2 separate regions of the Homo sapiens genome follow, and region 1 is linked to region 2. The links are chromatin contacts, found by Hi-C or POLR2A ChIA-PET in ENCODE. All regions are on one chromosome and are shown on one strand. The core of a region is the stretch at or near the end of the contact, and the rest is flanking DNA. Distances in the headings are between cores, read along the strand shown. Region 1 overlaps BCAT1 (branched chain amino acid transaminase 1). Region 2 has its middle 25 kb from the start of LINC02909.

Evidence for each region. A loop is a pair of places that touch in the nucleus more often than their neighbours do. ChIA-PET counts read pairs that join two places held with the same protein, here RNA polymerase II (POLR2A). Pooled maps may share reads with other maps.
Region 1: a map with no recorded cell type shows a loop between it and region 2 (8-fold over the local background). The contact joins two enhancer-like sites. A Hi-C loop is called at or near these places in 3 of 37 single-sample maps with no recorded cell type and 3 of 50 pooled maps. POLR2A ChIA-PET finds 5 or more read pairs at or near these places in 1 of 52 experiments (WTC11).

The regions. Positions count from the first base shown.
Region 1 is chr12:24,836,610-24,842,765 of GRCh38, reverse strand. It overlaps BCAT1 (branched chain amino acid transaminase 1), which reads left to right. Exons shown (of 11, transcript NM_005504.7): 7 at 542-684. Among named protein-coding and RNA genes, the nearest start is that of BCAT1-AS1, 20 kb to the right of the region's middle. RefSeq lists a silencer at 2,965-3,154. Within about 2 kb of position 4,050, at least 7 of the 41 ENCODE cell types and tissues checked have a DNase peak (open chromatin) inside an H3K27ac peak, as active enhancers do.
Region 2 is chr12:25,019,369-25,025,051 of GRCh38, reverse strand. It overlaps a transcript of IRAG2 not described here. Among named protein-coding and RNA genes, the nearest start is that of LINC02909, 25 kb to the right of the region's middle. Within about 2 kb of position 4,276, at least 3 of the 41 ENCODE cell types and tissues checked have a DNase peak (open chromatin) inside an H3K27ac peak, as active enhancers do.

The sequences.
Region 1 (6,156 bases), core at 2,801-5,300, 180 kb after region 2:
TCCTATCTTTTAGGGGAATTTAGACATTGGGCATTATGTATTCCTTGGATACATTAAAAGGTGTTAGATAAGAGCGCTCACACTTGCTGCTCTTCTATTGCAACTTGACAGAAGTTACTTCTCTAAACCTTAGTTTCTCATCTGAACAATGGAAATAATGATAGTGTCTATCTCATAGTATTGGTGTGAGATTTAAATGAAATAATTCATGTAAAATTGCTTGGTGTGTGGAAACATAGTAACTTTTAACTGTTCTCATTAACTTGGCTATTTACCTGTGTTCTTCTATCATTACATTTCAAGTTAAAATTTCAAGGTTTCACGTTGTTCTCTCTCCAATGAATGCAGTTAAATCACTTAGATTTTCTAATGAGTTTTCCTTTAATGTTATGCAGTTGACTAGAGAGTGTATATATATTAAGAACATAATACCTTCACTATGTCCACATGTGAATTAAGAGCTTGAGGCTATCAGAGGGTAGAAGATGAGGGAGTGGGGATGAAGTATGTTTGTAACCTGTGTATTTTCTCTTTCTTAAAGGAATTACGGCTCATCTCTTTTTGCCCAATGTGAAGCAGTAGATAATGGGTGTCAGCAGGTCCTGTGGCTCTATGGAGAGGACCATCAGATCACTGAAGTGGGAACTATGAATCTTTTTCTTTACTGGATAAATGAAGATGGAGGTAATCCACTCAGATTTCACTGTGTGCATTTCTCAGTCATTTTCAACAGGACCAGAAAGACAAGAGCTAGAAACTTAGTACAAGGGAGTAAGTAGCACAGTTCCAAAGGCTAAGTAAGGACTACTGTGCTTTTGCTGCCCAAATAGACACAAGTTTCTTTTTTTTCTTTCTTTCTTTTTTAAAGAGGTGGAGTCTCACTATGTCACCCAGGCTGCAGTGCAATGGTGTGATCTCAGCTCACTGCACCCTGGTTCAAGCAATTCTCCTGCCTCAGCCTCCCGAGTAGCTGGGATTGCAGGAGCCTGCCACCATGCCCAGCTAATTTTTGTATTTTTTTTTTTAGTAGAGATAGGGTTTCACCATGTTGGTCAGGCTGGTCTTGAACTCCTGACCTCAGGTGATCCACCGGCCTTGGCCTCCCAAAGTGCTGGGATTACAGGTGTGAGCCACTGCACCCGGCCGAGTTTCGATTTAAAGAAGCTCTAGAGGTTTTTTGTTTTTCGTTTTTTGTTTTTCTGGCTCTAGATGTACTGATTATTGAGATACTGAGATGTCACATTAAGGGATTTAAGTTACCATGATTGGAAGATTTGCTTCCTTATCCCTTCTGCAGTTCCCCAACAATTTTCCTATCTGAACACCTTGCATTGAGACACAGGTCTCAGATCAGGTCAATGGTCATTCACCATATACCGTATATAAAATGCTAGAGTAATAAATGCAGTGTACTGATTCTACTGGAAGGATTTTGTGTACTCTCTGGCTGTAATTGTTTTAACAATTGTTGCCTTTTCTACATATTTTGAAAATGTATCACAATCTCTCCAAATTTACTCTAGAACTCAATCTGATTAAAGAGCACCATTTTAAAAGATAAATCAATGTATCTTGGGATTGTAACTAGATCCTGGTTCATTCAAGACAATTTCATATATCCACTATAGATATCAATATTTCTCTATTATCTTTAATATCCTGAGTACTCATTACTTTTCTTTGCTGTTTTTTTTTATTAGTTGGCAGAGACCATAGGGGTTCAGTGAAGTGTTGGCAACGTGTATGATATTGAATTAAATGGCCAACGGTGGGAGAAAAACAGGCATTTATTTCTATTAGAATTTTGATAATCATACCAAATTTAGAAGCGTATTTTTAGACTTGTTTACATTCTTAGGTTGTTCATTTCACAGTAGTAATTATAGAGACTAGAAATATAAATGATGTTTCCAAATACTTATGAAGTCTCAGTGTTAGTAGTTTCAATTAAATTTTTTAAAATGCAGTTTATATTTGAAAGTAGCTACAGTAGCCTCTCTTGCTCTAATGTTATTTGGCTACAAAAAGAGGAAAATGGTAATTTAGATGTGGCTGAATTCAGAGCTAAGTACTAATTTTAGTGTTAGTTGCAGAGACTAACAAGATGAGTCTTATACTGCAGTCAGAGGTAGAATAAACAGAAGATATGGTGAGTAAGCCTTGTCCTGGGCTTGGCCATTGGTAGTCCTTGGCATATGAAAAACCAGATACAGATCATTCTCATCCTTCCATTCCTGCTGTTTGTACTTGGCACTGTTTGAAAATAAAATTTATACAGGAATATTTATGATTTATAAATTTGAGTTACTGTATGTGACATATAACAAAAGCTACACTTGGAAGATTGTAGCCAGTGTTGACCTCTGCACTTAGAAGATAATAGGCCGATTCAACCCTTCTTCCCATCTGCCCACTCTTACCCCCACCCCAAACTCCACCAAAAAACCACACAGCTCAAAACAAAAACAGTTACATCATTCAGAGGTGGTACCATCATTATTTTTATGGATGGGAGATGTCAGAATTTAAGTACACTCTGAATCAGAGCTACATGATTTAACCAGAAACACCAGAAACTGTCCTGGTGGAAAATTGTTCTTTATCCAAACAATAATCATGAAACATTTCCACCATGGCTTTTAAAGGTCAGAATAGAAATGAGTGAGTTTGTCTTCTGCCTCTTGCAAAATATACAAGACCTTAAGACTGTTAGTTACTATTCAGATTATGGTTGCCTGGGATAACTTTAGTTTTAATATACTCCTTCACTTTGGGGATGTTCATCTAACAGAACAAATAAAATTCAGAATAAGGAGAAAGGAAATAGAATATATATTTGAAGTAAATAGAATGTTAGGAAAAACCTTTGGGCTAAAAAAAAAGACATGCAATTCTGAAGTAACTTTGATTTATATCATATGATTTTAAGAAAATACAATGAACAAACGAGTTGAAAATCAGCACAATACTGATTTTCACAAACGTTACCGATAGGAGGTATAAACAGAGTTCTTTCGGTAATAGCCTGCCGTCTTTTCATGAGCGCCCACACACACTGCTCCTGTTGGTTGAGATGGCTGGTGCAGGAAGGTGGATGGGGTGGTGGATAGTGTGTGTTCAAAGCACAGTGCTGTGCACAGTCACTATGTGTGGCACTCAGCTTGTAACTCATGGGAGTTTTGATTTCAGTAACAGCACCCATGGTGGCAAGATCACACATCATCACTCTGTTGATGAGTAATTTAACCCATACGCTTGCTATTCACCATTTGAACAAAGCATTGTATCATATCCTGGACCCTGGAGATACCCTGAAAAATAAGACCCAGGCCTTGTGGTTGAGTTCACAGTCACTTTGGGAAAACAACCACAGCAGTGAATCTCGGTATTGCTCAGGCCACATCATGAGTCTTCTCGGACACGTCAGGCGTGTATACGGACTCGACTTGGAGCACTCTTCCTCAGATGTCTGTACCGCTTGCTCTTTGACATCCTCCAAATCTTTGCTTACAAATCCCATTCTCAGTCTGGCTTTCCTTGAGCTCTTAATCAAAATCATAAACTCCATTTCCCATTTCTCCTCAGCATTCCAGCATTCTCCATTGCTTTTCCTTCTTTGTTTCCCCCTGTGTAGTCTAACATACTATCAACACAATAAATGTTTACCTGTGTCTATTAGAAAGTAAGCAGGGAGATATGTCAGTTTTGTTCACTGCTGTATTCATAGAGCTTAAAACGGTAAACAGCACTCAATATGTATTTGTAGAATAAATGGCTAATTGTGCTGATGGTGTTTAGGGCACTTATGCAGACCTACATTCCTGGTTTCCATTAGTGTTTGACTTTGGGAAGTCACAGATGAATCCTGCTGTTATTGCTTCTAAATTCCTCATCTCCTAAAAATGACTTCTTTGTCAAAAACAAGCTGCATTTGTAGGTTCTGTTTTCCTCATGTTGGGCAATCTGGAGTGATTTCTGGCTCTTGTAAGTATGTTTGTGGTTGCAGAGGAAAATGAATATTTCTCACCCAAATGTTGTCATGTCATCATCTCTGTCTGGCAACCAGAGAAGCAGATGTTCTGTTCCTTGACCTCAGGCTAGTGGTTACAGTTCTGGGTGTTAAACATGTTTCACAAAACAGCACTTGCACATGCGGGGCTGCTGTTTTCATTTAACTTCATGTAGTCTCAGGGCTCAGCAAGCTTTAGGAAAGGTCCGGTTTGGGGGCACTGGAAGTGTGTGTGTGTGTGTACATATATATACACACACAAATAGATCCATACATTTATGTATCTAGTTGGCTAGCTATTGCAAAACACATGTTTATTTTGAGATCATCAACACTTCTAAACATGACAAAGAGTAGCCCTAAGAACATTGCCAAGAACAAATTTTCTCCTTTCCAGAAAGCAATTTTCAGCAGATGATTTTCAGAAACAAAATTCAAAAAAGCCATACTGCTGTATCCTAGCAAAGATAACTTATTCGTTTATTTTTTACTCAAAAACATTTATTATATACACTCTGGGCTAGGCACAATGCCCAGTTTTGAGGATAGAAGGATGAAGATAGAGTTTGGTATTCCAGATAGAGCTTGATTGTTGGGCATGTCTGATGTAACCCCAGTGGAGTGGGCGAGCCTAGAACCACCATGTATTGAGGGAGAGGGTGGTGGCCTCAGTGTCAGGACTCACTAGATTCAGACTCCTGGGTGTCAGAAGTGGGGAGGAAAGGGAGATGCTGAGTGCCAGAGGGTACTGTAAGGAGAGCTTGTGCAGCTGATGGATCATGCATGATGCCTGTGAACAATTGTCCTACTAGACCTCACAGTAGTTAGGGATGTCTGCAGTCATCTCACAGTAGAGCAGTAGCTCAGCTTTGGAGTTTTGTTTCTTGAATGTCTTCTTTTTTAACCGTACACGTGCTTGAGCTCACTCTGATAAGCCCATTACATTTGAATCTCAGAGAGCAAAGGCAGCATCTCCATACTTGTTGCTGATGCTCCACCAGGTTTGAAAATCACTAAAGATAGACTCTTAGGCTGGGTGCGGTGGCTCACATCTGTAATCTCAGCACTTTGGGAGGCCGAAGTGGGCAGATCATCTGAGCTCAGGAGTTCGAGACCAGCCTGACCAACATGGTGAAACCCCGTCTCTACTAAAAATACAAAAATTAGCCAGGCGTGGTGGCGCGTACCTGTAATCCCAGCTACTCAGGAGGCTGAGGCAGGAGAATCACTTGACCCTGGGAGGCAGAGGGTGCAGTGAGCTGAGATGGTGCCACTGCACTCCAGCCTGGGTAACCTAAAAAAAAAAAAAAAAAAAAAAAATTAGACTTTCCAAGGGCAGCGTGGAAGCAGTGACCAGCCTGAGTAGGCACGCACACTTCTTGGGGATAGCCTCCTCCATAGCATTCTTAGAAGGTTTGGTAATGACCAGTTTTTCTGAGTAAGACCCTATCTACATTATTCTAATTAGTAACCACCTTTCATCTGCTAAGGTAAATTTTCACTTCAGAATATTCCTCTTAAGACCATGCAATAACTCTTACTGTTTGTTGGTGGAAAACCATCTCATTATTTTACTGGTTAAGGGTAAACTGAAGATGATTAGATAACTTTCCTTCCTTCCCTCCCCCCTTCCTCCCTTCCTTCTCTTTCTTCCTTCCTTTCTCCCTCCCTCCCTCCCTCTCTCTTTCTTTCCTTCTCTCTTTCTTTTCTTTTCTTTTTTCTTTCTTTCTTTCTTTTTTCTTTCTTCCTTCCTTCGTTCCTTCCTCCCTCCCTCCCTCTCTCTCTTTCTTTCTTTCTCTTTTCTTTCTTTCTTTCTTTCTTTCTTTCTTTCTTTCTTTCTTTCTTTCTCTCTTTCTTTTCTTTCTTTCTTTCTTTCTCTTTCTCTTTCCTTCCTTCCTTCCTTTCTTTCTCTCTCTCTCCTTCCTTCCTTCCTTCTTTCCTTCCTTCCTTCTTTCCTTCCTTCCTTCTTTCTTCTTTTTTTAAATAAGGGTCTACCTGAAGTGTGAACTGATTTGGGAAATTTGATCATGCAGAACAGTAAAATTTTCTTTATGTTTGTTGCTAGCAAAATTGTGATGGTTTTTTAAAAAAATGGCTATTGATAATAAGGCATGCCTAATGTAGTGAAAGTTTGAAAATGTCCCAAT
Region 2 (5,683 bases), core at 3,027-5,526:
AATCACTACCCAAACCATTGTGATGTTACTCTTCACAATGCATCAGATTTTTACCTCCCAAAGGAATCTTAGCTAGTGACAACACTTATATTCGTTTTCTAATGTAAGTCAATAATTGCAATGCTATTTCATGATGAAGGGCTTTCAATCTTCCTTCTATCTCAATTCTGAACTGGTTTGGTACAATTCTTTGATACGTGTCACTCATCTAAATAAGAGGAGAAAAATATCTTACATTAGTAGTTTAATTGTAAATCACTAGTTTCACAAAAGCCTGGCCTTGTGGCTATACCAGCTCTGAATCTAATATAGGCTTTCTTTCCAAACTTTAATTGTTCCTTTCCAATCCACTATGAAATTTTAAAATACCCACTTGGCCCACATTTTGAATAACTCTCCAGATTGTGCTGCATAGCTTCATAAATACTTCTGATAGCCTCACATAAAAGCAAAATTTAAAAACTGGCATACTACTTGATATTCAAATGGTGTCTATTATAAAAGGAATTTTCCCAGCAAAATAGTAACTTGCTAGTAGCTTGTTCCCTGTTCTTCCAATGCTTCAATTTTGTTGCTTTAAAAAAATTATATTCTTTTTCTTTGAGATTATACTAATATTTCCTAACATTTATAAGCTACATTGTGGTTTACCAAATGGCTTCACGTGAATTATCTTAGTTAATCTCGAAAATAACTCCATGGCATAGGTACTATTAGCCCAGAAAAGATAAATGGTTTTTCCAAGGTCCTTTTTTCAGTGAATTTAAGATCTGAATCGTAGACTCAAGACTCTTGCCACTTTGTTCAATGGAATTAAATGGAAAATGATTAGATAACATCCATACTTTCCTTCTTGATTTGGATATTTTTTAGATGGGTTCATTGTATTTCATCTTAAATTTGAATTTCTTAAATCCCATTTCTTCCAAGGATAATTGCAAAAGTAACAGTTTCTCTGTTCAGACATGAAAATCCCATCCATTCCTCCTCACTTGTAATTTGACAAGTCAACCTGCTCTCTGGCCTATAGGAGGCTATATTTACATGATTTTTATTTAACCCACAGCCATAAACCACGATGATATGATTTGCATGTTTGTCTATGCCAGTGTTTAACGATTCTGACATACCTCTTCCTGTAGAATCCGAATCTTAAGAATCAGAGCCCGGTTTTCTGTCTCCTAATTCATTGTGAGAAAAATAATTAAAATATATTTAAGATGTTTATGAAAATACCACATATTTACCTCCAAGGCTGACATTCTCTACCAACTTTGAATGTAGCATTCACCTATCACAAATGAGCCTACTCTGAAAATATTTTCAATGTGGGGTTAAGCCTTGGCCTACAGGTACTTGGGGATCTAAGTGAAGTCATTCTCCTCCTGGACTCAATGTAACTATGGTTGTTAGGGAGGAAAAGACAAAAGAAACAAAAAAGTAACAACCTGGCTTCTTTCCCTGCTACTTCATTTATGACAGGTAGTTGTAAACTCAGCTATTTAAATAGCACCTTGAAATCACAGAGCTCTAGAGTTCTATTTGAAGCTGTGGATATTCTCAGATGCAACATCATCACAACATATGAGCATCAAAAACTGTTTTACAATTAACAGCCTCAAATTCAGAACCATCAGAAAAAAAAAATCAATATATTTCAGGACAGGCTATTTGCCAAAATGTTAACAGTAAATTTCAAGGGTAGGTTAAGAATTTTGCAAAACTTTTTATTTGTTAATATGCATTTCTTTATTTTTATAAAGTAAATAGGTATTACCTTTATAATATAAAAATGAAAGAAAAAATATCTCAAGCTAGGATTTCATTGACACAATAATAAACACCTGCTCCCCATCCATGTACTTAAAATCTGAATACCTGAGTTCAATTCTGGCCCTACTTTTTCTTTTTTTTTTTTTTTTTTTGAGACGAAGTCTCGCTCTTGTTGCCCAGGCTGGGGTACAATAGTGCGATCTCGGTTCACTGCAACCTCCACCTCCCGGGTTCAAGTGATTCTCCTGCCTCAGCCTCCCGAGTAGCCAGACTTACAGGCACTTGCCACCACACCTGGCTACTTTTTGTATTTTTAGTAGAGACAGGGTTTCACCATGTTGGCCAGGCTGGCCTCGAACTCCTGACCCCAGGTGATCTGCCCACCTCAGCCTCCCAAAGTACTGGGATTACAGGCGTGAGCCACCACGCCCGGTGGCCCTACCATTTTTTAAAAAATTGACAGATAAATAACATCATGTGCTTTTACCATGTATAACATGATGTTCTAAAGTACATATATACCATAGAATGGTTAATTTAGCTCTATCATTTATTAGACAATTGACTTTGAACAATTAAAAACTTCCTCTGGACTTTATTGCTCTATTACATTTTTTAGTACACAAAAATATAGCAACTTCTGTTTCTACCTTACAGATTTTCTGTTATTACCTATGAGATGAAGTATCAACTAAATCTTTTAAAATTATAAAACACTACAAAATGCAAATGATTAGGATTCCGTATCTAGGACTCTGAACTTTATTTTTATTTATTTATTTATTTTTTGAGACCAAGTCTCAGACACCCAGGCTGGAATGCAGTGGTGCAATCTTGGCTCACTGCAGCCTCCACCTCCTAGGTTCAAGCAATCCTCCCACCTCAGCCTCCCAAGTAGCTGGGATTACAAGTGTGTGTCACCACGCCTGGCTAATTTCTATATTTTTAGTTGAGATGGGGTTTCACCATGTTGGCCAAGCTTGTCTTGAACTCCTGACCTCAAGTGACCCACCCGCCTCAGCCTCCCAAAGTGCAGGCCAAAATTCTGCACTTTAATCAATAGCAATTTAACATTACCAATTCCTAACAGGAAAGAAAGGACATTGAATGCTTTACATGCGCTAGCTCATTTATCCCTCCCAGCCCTAGGGTAAGTAGTATTGTTATCTCCATTTTATCTAGGAGGACCCACGGGCTTAGAGTGACTATGTGGCAGGGCTAAAGTCACACAGCCCTTGGAGCCGGAGCTTGAAGGAAGGCAGTCTGACTCCCAAGCGTGGGCTCTTGACCAGTTCTCTCCATTGCCTTCAGTTAGAAGCTCCTTAGTGGTCCCAGATTGAGTCTTTCCTATAATGCATCCATATAGACTTGCAGGGTCACAAAAGACCTGGCATTCAATGATCTAGTCCCCATATTTTACTACTGAGGCAAGAGCTAAGCTAAACAAAGTTATTTTGTTTGTGGGAGGTCATAAGGGACTGCCACAGGGCTGGAACCAAGTCTCTCCAAGATTTAGAGACTCTAAAAACAGTTTTGCAACTGATACCTGAAACAAATTAGTCGGAATGACTTTCAGCCACTCCTTACCATAGTTAATGATACTAGAGTACTGCTGGCATCTATCAGGATTTTGAAGACTATTACTAATTCTTTATACAACAGTTGAACCTTCTCAATAAAAATGATCACTTCTCTGGCATCTGACTTAAAGTTTAGTCTAAATGACTCTTTTGCTCTGAAATTATAAGCCTGTGCTTATTTAGCATAAGGAATGATTTATGGAGCTTCTCAGTAACCTGCAAGTACTGAGATAACTGTTTTTTTTTAAATCTGAGAAAAAAGGTGAAAGTTTCACAGATTTTTTTTAATTCAAGTGGTTTTTAGTATCAGATATTTTTGAATTCTCCTATCGACTTTAGGAGGCATTCCAGATATTTTCTGGGTTTTCAGAAACTATTGTGAATGTGACTGAGAAATATGTAAAAAATTTAAATCTTGATTGAAAAGGAGGCCAAGCACAGTGGCTCATGCCTATAATCCCAACACTTTGGGAAGCTGAAGTGAGAGGATCGCTTGAGCCTGGGAGGTCGAGGCTGGAGTGAGCCACGATCCTGCCACTGCACTCCAGCCTGGGCAACAAAGCAAGATCCTGTCTCAAAAAAAAAGAAAAAAAGAAAAAAAAAAAAAGAAAAGAAAGAAAGAAAAGGAAAACACAGATTTAAAAAAATCCTACCTGCCTTTACTTTTCTAAAGTGTTACCAATTCATTCATCAGGATATTGACTTCTGATGTTCCACCGGATAAGTCCTCTTGTATATTTCAGTTATGTAAATTATACGCCAAATTCAAAGTACTATAATAGATGACTTACTAATTGTTTGCTCTGGGCTACAATCATGCTCTTCTGCTCTTCTGAAGCATTCATACTAAGTTTCAGTTCCTCCAGTTCTTCTTTTAACAGATTTGTTCTCATAATAGCCTGGTGGGCACTGTGGGGGTGGGGGGAGAAGGCCATGAGCAAAACCTCAAATATAACCGTCAAAGACACTAAGAACAGCCAAGGACTATTTTGGACCCAAGTTGAAAACCACTAAAGGCTTAAACCAGATGCCCGCATAGTAAAAATATACCCATGATCTTTCAGTCCTTGGAAAAGGAAGGAATTTGGAGAAAATGGGGAGTGGGGAATGGAGACTATGGGGAAAACAGACAAATGTATTCCTGAAGCTAAAGATTTAGAGGATCCCTTTGAAAATCATCACTGGCTGAATTACCTGGTTCTTTCCCCCTACTAAGAAGATGTAATGTTAGTTAATGCAGTTCCACAAATATTAATTGAATAATACCATGTTCTAGGTGCTCTACAATGCAGGCTACAATGGTGAACAAAAGGGACATGGTCCTTGGCCTTATAGAGCTTACATACTATGGAGGGAGATGACAACTAAACAAATAAATAATTACCAAGTCTCTATATGACATATTCTATAAAGAAGTTTATCATACTGTTGATTATAACAAAGCATTGGAAAAAAAACCTAAACATCCACCAACAGGAAACTGATTAAATGAATTATGGTAATCCATATCATGAAGTTACCTACCTGTAGCTCCCGTTAGATTATAGACTGTTCCCTTAGGAACAAAGCCTTCAAAGGAGATACAATTTTTTTCCTAAGAAATTACATTGATCATTTAACAAATACTAATTGAGTGCTGAACCTGTCCCAGGCACTGTGCTAGGCATTGAAGAAGGGAAGAATGACTGAATCCGGAGAATTCTACTCATCTGGAGTTTATAGCCTAGTGGGGTAAACAGACAATCATACTGACAATACAGTATGATAAGAATCAAAAGAAATAAGGGTTTCTGGCTTTTAGGTAACTAGAAGGAAAGTAGTGCTGTTCTACAGTAGGTATTCTACTAAGCACTAGGCTAAACAGGATGAATATGACATAGTTCCTCCCATCAAGGAGGTCACAGTGATATAAACAGGAGGCAGGGAAACACTAGGTAGAAAAGGGCAGGGTTCCTGGCAAGGGTTCCACCCTCAAACCTGGACCCATGGCCTTAAATGAGAACTTCGCATCCCTGATTTCCCACCTGAATGCTGCCTTTTGACCCACCATGCCCCCTATCCTGTACCCACAAAAACTCCAAGCTCCACTGGCAGAGGAGCAGAGCAGTGTGGAAGAGAAGGAGAGAAGAGAAGAAGCTCTGAACATCAAGAGGAGAAGAGGCAGCTGGACATCAGAGACTAAGGTCAGAGAGAAGTTTGGCCAGGGACTGTCAGAGAGGAGTTTGGCTGGGACAGCTAAACTCCAGGGGAAGATTATCTTTCCACACCATCCCCTTTCCAGCTCCCCATCCTGCTGAGAGCCACTTCCACCACTCGATACAATCTCCACA